Linked DNA regions of Homo sapiens: region 1 is linked to region 2. A link is a contact called in ENCODE Hi-C or POLR2A ChIA-PET data. All regions are on one chromosome and are shown on one strand. Each heading gives the region's core, a stretch centred on a gene start or an enhancer-like site at or near the end of the contact. The rest is flanking DNA. Distances are from core to core; before and after follow the strand shown. Region 1 overlaps PLCH1 (phospholipase C eta 1). Region 2 overlaps PLCH1 (phospholipase C eta 1).

The links. Hi-C counts contacts between places; a loop is a spot of excess contacts on that map. ChIA-PET counts read pairs that join two places held with the same protein, here RNA polymerase II (POLR2A). Pooled maps may share reads with other maps.
Region 1: a loop to region 2 is called in a map of Calu3, with 4 times the contacts of the local background. The contact joins two enhancer-like sites. A Hi-C loop is called at or near these places in 1 of 168 maps with a recorded cell type or tissue (Calu3) and 4 of 50 pooled maps. POLR2A ChIA-PET finds 5 or more read pairs at or near these places in 4 of 52 experiments (Caco-2, PC-9, activated T-cell and 1 more).

Annotation. Positions count from the first base shown.
Region 1 is chr3:155,663,714-155,667,152 of GRCh38, forward strand. The region is part of intron 2 of PLCH1 (phospholipase C eta 1); the gene reads right to left. Among named protein-coding and RNA genes, the nearest start is that of PLCH1, 80 kb to the right of the region's middle. Within about 2 kb of position 1,463, at least 10 of the 41 ENCODE cell types and tissues checked have a DNase peak (open chromatin) inside an H3K27ac peak, as active enhancers do.
Region 2 is chr3:155,553,450-155,556,866 of GRCh38, forward strand. PLCH1 (phospholipase C eta 1) reads right to left here. Exons shown (of 23, transcript NM_014996.4): 9 at 627-747. Among named protein-coding and RNA genes, the nearest start is that of PLCH1-AS2, 69 kb to the left of the region's middle. Within about 2 kb of position 1,807, at least 3 of the 41 ENCODE cell types and tissues checked have a DNase peak (open chromatin) inside an H3K27ac peak, as active enhancers do.

The DNA.
Region 1 (3,439 bases), core at 213-2,712, 110 kb after region 2:
CTAAGCAGTCAATAAACATTAGCTCCATGAACTTCCCCTCCAACATTTAGCTTAATATCTCTACATGCTAAATGCTGAATTTGTACTGATTGGCTGATATAAACTCTTAATTTGCCAATCATTAGAGGAAAAGCATTACTATCAAGTTTGCACCACTATTGTTTAGGCTATTATGTCTTCAAACTATTATAGCAAAATTCAGGCTATGCAACAAGCAGAAGCAAACATTAATGAGACAGTGCACTTGTGATACCAAAGCATTCCTCAGCCAACTGTCTTTTACTCTGCCTTTTACTCCCTGCTATAATCATTCAGTTAATATTTGCTAACCGATGAGTTGAATAGTGATGCATCATAAACAGTCTGATGACAGTACCAATTATAAAGACAAGAAAGGACCATGTGTTTATGTTCAGAAAAGAAACTGGCAAAGGCAGCATAGTAGAGGGGATTCAGCTGGGACTGAACTCAGGGTGCCTGATTATCTTGGCTAGTTCGCTATTCCACAAGTGTAAAGAAACCTATGGTGCTCATCCACCCTAGTGGAAAAGCATCTTTCCTACTGAAATTACCTTCCAGCTGCATAATGTCTGAACTATAGGGCTCTAAAAAGAGATTTCAACCCTTCGGTCAAGACTCCCTGAGCACCTGCTGTAACTCAGGTTCTATAATAAACAATAAAAGAATAAGATCTCAGACACTCACAGTCTAGTCTAAATGCTGGCAAACATTTTTTGTATAAAGCCAGATAGTAAATGTTTTAGGCTGTGTGGTCCATACAGCCTCTGTGGCAATCACTTTTGCATGCAGAGCAAAAGCAGCGTTAGAAAATATGTACACTATTAAATATGGCTATGTTTGGGTTGTAGTCTGCTTTATATACAAAATCAGGCAACTGACTGAATTTGGCCCACAGGGCGTAGTTTGCCAACTCTTGGTATTCAGGTACATTTTTTTAAATTGCAAAACAGTGAGCTGTATGTTGATGAAAGCTTCCCCTTGCATTTGCATAACATTTCATAATTTATGAAGCTATTTCATATATATTAGCTCAAAATTTAATCCCTCATACCAACCCTTTAAAATAGGTAGGTCTTATTATCTTCATTTTATAAATAAGAAAACTAAGGCTCAAATAAATTAATTTCCTTAAGTCATCATATAGGTAGAGATGGAGCTAAGATTTGAGCTTCCACCTTACAGGCGTAGATTACTAAATGCTCACCAAAACTTACTTCCTCTTCCTCCAGTGCACACAGACCGACTGCATTTTCCAGACTCCTTTGCAGTTGGGTGTGGCCATGTGATTAGGTTCTGGCCAGTGGAATTTGGGCATTGCCCTTTAAAACTTCCTCATAAAAACTGGCTAACATGATCCTCTGCTTTCTTTTCTCCTTCCATTTGGCCAGAGGAGGTACTCCTAGGGTAATCTTTTGGGTAACATGTTGACAACAGCAGAACCACAAGACAGAAGCAGCCTGGGCCGCTGAATCATCTCTTGGAAGAGAGCCACTCAAGCAGGAACACTTGTATTAGACTGGGAAAGCAGTAAGAAATGTGTATTAAGCCACTGAGATAGCTTTATCTGCATATTACTTTAGCTAATAGAGCCTGTGCCCAGGTCCAGTGTTGTTTGCATTCAACTATAGCCAAGATGCAAAGGATGAGTTTACCAGGCCAATGAGACAGAAGAGATCATATTTCAGAAGGGGACATTCAGGCAAAGCAAAGAGTGCTTTCAAGAAAGAAGAAATTGTTCTACATGGTTAAATAGTAAACTAGCAAGGTAGTGGAAGGAGAGGAGGCAAAGATAAGCACTGGGAAAGACCTGTGCCAACACTGCGGTAAAAGGACTTGGAGAGAACAAGAGACAGCAATTAGATCTGCCTCTAGCACACTCAATCTAAGGAAGAAGAGGCTGGAGGCAGGGAGACCACCCCTAGAGTCTGATCAGCCCCGGCCTCACCAGAGCAGAGCTGTGAGCCGGCAAAATATTTTCTTTATGTACCCTGATTTTTAAATAAATCTGATTTTTTCCAATTATAAATGTAATATATGATAATTACAAATGTATAAAGAAGTATGAAGAAGAAAATAAATCACAAATAATCTCATACTCAAAGATAACCAGTATTAATATTTCAGAGCATAAACTTCTGAGCTCATTTTACCTTTCTCTTTAGCAGATATGTTTAGGCATGAAGAAAAATGGAAATGTAAGATAATATTTTCAATTGACTATAACTATCAGCATCTTCTCATATCAATCACCATAGATATTCACATACTATTAGTAGCCTTGTGCACACAGTATAGATGTGCTATCATTTTTTAAAATCAATTGTCTACTAGTATATATTTAGGTTGCTCCCTTTTTCTTGCTATTACAAAAATTATTGCAATAAACTTACTTATACATTTATCTTCGTGCAAATGTACAAGCAATTTGACAGGACTAATTTCTGAGCCAAAGAGTTTTTCTACTGTCAAATTGCCCTCCAGAGAGATGGTACTAATTCAGATTCCCACTAGTGGTGTATAAAAGTGCCAATTTTCCCACACTTTTGGTGACATTGAATGTCATCTTTTTTTTCCTTTTAATTCTTTGGCAATCTGGTAAGGCAAAAACATATATATCTATCTCATTCTTTTAATTTTTGAAAACACAGTTACTCAAGTTTTTAGTTCTCTTCTTTGTATTTTAAAATATTCTCTCTGGTCTATGGATGATCCTAAACATATATTTATTATCTTTAAAGTTACAGTGTGTTTAATTTATACAACTGGGCTAAGTGAATAGAAGCAGAGTCATTTTTGGATTTGAAAGACTTAGTGTGAAAGAAGTTAACACAAATAATCACATGTTAATTCTCCTCAAGGGGTATCAAGGATGGTGGGTGAATTAGCATTGTCAGAATTGAGTAGATAATCTATTTCTGCTTTTATGTGCTCTAAATAACAAGCCAGGTACTCATTAAAATTAGCTAAGGATTTGTTTAAGTTATTGCTTCTTTGGTGTTTTTCACACCTTTATCATATGCTTGACTTATCTTTGGTTTTGGTTATATACTAGCTAGGGCAAAGGGTAAATATACAAGGAAGCTTAGAGAAAAAATATAAGTAGAAAACTAATATAGGTTGTCAAACCTGAGAAAAAGGAAATGATGAGACACAGATGAGGTGTGTGTGTGTGTGTGTGTGTGTGTGTGTGTGTGTGCATGTGTGTGTAAGACAGATACTAAAATGAGCAGGCATGTATTATTAGGACATATATTCCAAGGTAACATTTATTAAAGGCCTATGTACCAAGCACTGGACAAGACTTGTTATCCACATTATTTTATCTGATCCTCACAACTCTTTGAAGTGCACAGAATCCATATTTTTTAAATGAAAATGCCCAAAATCCATATTTTTAAATTGTGTGCCAGAGAAATTG
Region 2 (3,417 bases), core at 557-3,056:
GTTCTGGACATAGAATTTGATAAATATCCAGAAAGTGATCTAGGGCAAAACCTTAGAAAACAGTTAACCATTAGAGGAATGAGGAAATAGATTAACAGAAGACTGCAGTACAAAAAAAAGAGATTGAGAAGCAACGAGAGCAATGGAGGGGAGAATGATATAATGGAAACCAAAAAAGGCAAGTAGTGGGGAGGAAATATTCAACACTGTCAAATGACAAGGAGAGGGTCAAGTAACATAAGGACTCCAGACACCTCAGTGTATAGATAAGACATCCATCATGATCAGAACCCACTAATTATGTACACAGTAACCTATGTTTCCAGATTTTATGGACACTCTACACCCTGGATTTAGAAATTTAGAGGTCACTATTTGCAAGAATGTCTTTAAGGAGGCATATTGAGAAAGAATGGGACAAGGAATAAATGCAGCATGAGAAAGTACAAACGGGAAGGCCACATTATTTGTTCACAATGTTTTGCTGAGAAGGAGGGAGAAAACTAGTCTAGCAAAGAGGGCAGTGTAGAGTCCAAGGAAGAGGATGTGGTTTTGTAGCTACGTTACATCAGGCAATGCTCCATGCGGGAGGCTACCGCTTAGCTCACAGGTGCTGCTTTACTTACTCATTCTTCACAAAGGCATGCTTGTTGATGGTCTCCACAACATCTCTGAAGAGAATTTTTGAAGTGAGAGTGTAACCATGATGTACTACTGGCTCTCCATCTGGGCCATCCCAACAGTCAACTGCCAAAAACAGAACTTTATATCAACAACCCAAAGTCTCTGGTGTTTATTAATATTTCTGGAAATACCAGACACATATTAAGTCCATTATCTGAAATTATACCCATTTCAATCCTGACAAAGACGTGACACAGACACAGAAATCGGTGTTCTGGCATATTTATCAGAACAAGGAATTAAAGAATTGCTTTTCCTCAAGACACAATGATTTGGTTTTGAGTGTGGTTAAAAAGATGTCATATTCTTAAACAGCTCAGAATTCACCAAAAACTCATTAGAACTTATCTAAATCCAGTCAAGTGTGCCCAAGGATAGGGAGATTTCTTGAAAGGTCATTTACCCAATTTCACTTCTTCTTCTTCTTCTTCTTCAGGTTATGAAGGTCTTTTAGAAAGTCACAGTGTCCTTCCCAAATCAATAATATAGTTTTCATTATTGTTCACTTAGGCTCACAATGTTTTCATTAGATTGATTTTCATTTCATTAATACTACAGTAGTTATAAAATAACATCAACTTCCTAAGTTCAAATCCTCGAGCGCTGCCAAGATTTATGTGAATTTGGGCAAATAACTTAATCATTTGAAGACTTGTTTTCCCCATCTAGAAAAGGAGAGTAATAGCACTTACATCATAAATTTGAGTGACAGTTAAATATATGTAAAGTAGCTTGTAACACTGCATGGCATATAGTAACTATGATTGTTATTGATACTATTAATATTGCTCTCTACCCACACAATCTCATTAGCTCTCAGCTGGAGAAAGACAGTAGGTTTTTCACCATGCCCCTCTGACTAAGAATTTGCTTTCTCTTGTTTTTATATTTTGCCCCCAGGCTAATTCCTCAAAACACTACTTTCACCTCATTGCTCCTTTGCTCAAAAGCCTACTTGGTGCATAGCACAGCATCCAACACAGAGAAGTAAGTAGTCTGTAAATATATGCTAAATGGATTAATAAATATCTTACCTCATACAATAGCTCTTGCGTGCTTACCTCCAACGCCCCTGTCTCTTGTGCTAGAGCCTGGCTAATCATTCACTAACCCTGTTTCTTCTTTTATCGAGGGAACACAGCTGGACTCTATTTCCTAGCCTTCCTTTGCAGGAGGATGTGGCCAGTGAAATGTGGGCAGAAAGTATGTGCACCACTTCCAGGTATGGTTGACAGAAACCTGCTGCCTTACATAATCATTCGTCTTCTTTCCTCTTCTGCTGTGACTTTAGAAGTGGTGAAGATGGCACAGCCACAAGATGGAAAAAGACAAAACTGCTTGAGAGATTCACCCACTAGGAACACCTATTTTGAACTTGACATAATCAAGAAATAAACTTCAGTTGTTTTAAGGCACAGGAAATTTGAAGTTTTATTGTTAAAAGGACAATGTTGCCTTAATTACCATGCTAGCTCCTGTCTGACAATTCAATCTTACTTTCTCCTACACCCAAGCTCACAGGCTTGTTCTTCTGGTTAGGCAAATTTTCTCACACACATTCCCACCTCCATGTGTCTTTTCTTCTTTCTTTAAAGTCAACTGACATATCCCCTTCTCATTTTGCTTACCTAAATCCTAATCAAGGCAAAACTAGGATCCCCCACAGAACCTCGCTAGCCCACAGGATCTCTCTTTTCCTTATGGCAAGAGGTCATCATCTCAAACACCACCAAAAGCCTAGCAGTTAATATAAATAAGTGCAGCGGCTCAATGGGAAATGTGTGCCTGAATGAGATAACTACTTACTGTTAATCATTACTAAGTAGGAATGAGAACCTTGGTTGCCAGAACTTCTGAGGAAACTAAAATGTCTAGATTTTATTGCTGTGAATTTTCCCAATTTTTAAATACTGGCAATTAATCCATTTTTAAAACTACAATATGGGTCAAACATAAACATTTCTGCAAGCTGAATTTGCATAATGGAATGCTGATTGAAAGTCTGCCTTTAGAGTTCGAGACCGGCCTGGCCAACATGGTGAAACCCCTTCTCCGCTAAAAATACAAAAATTAGCTGTGTGTGGTGGCGGATGCCTGTAATCCCAGCTACTCAGGAGGCTGAGGCAGGAGAATCGCTTGAACCCGGGAGGTGGAGGATGCAGTGAGTCGAGCTCGTGACATTGCAACTCCAGCCTGGGCAACAAGAGTGAAACTCCGTCTCAAAATAAAAGAAACTCTGCCTTTAATTAGGACCACACAGTTGTGAACCACATATGTTCTCTATTTTAGTAGCACCTTCCCCTATATGTGTGTTTTGTGTATTACCCCAGGAGATATCTCTGTTTTTCTTTTAAAATATTCAAAATGCTCACCATAATTACAATGTGATTGTAATGGTTAATTTTTCATGTCAATGAGGCTTGGCTATGATGTTCAGTTATTTGGTCAAACACCAGTCTATATGTTCTGTGAAGATATTTTAAAAATAGGATTAACATTTAAATCAGTAGGCTTTGGGTAAAGCCGATTATGCTCCACAATGTGAGTGGGCCTCGCCCAGTCAGCTGAGAGCCTTAAGAGCAAAGACTGAGGTTACCCTTCAAGGATAAATTCTCAACACTGCAACACAGAAACTGCCTGAATTCCAGCCTGCTGGCCAGCTCTACAGATTTCAGATTTGCCAACACCCACAAGCATGAGAGTCAATTCCTTAAAAATCAGACAACGAATCTC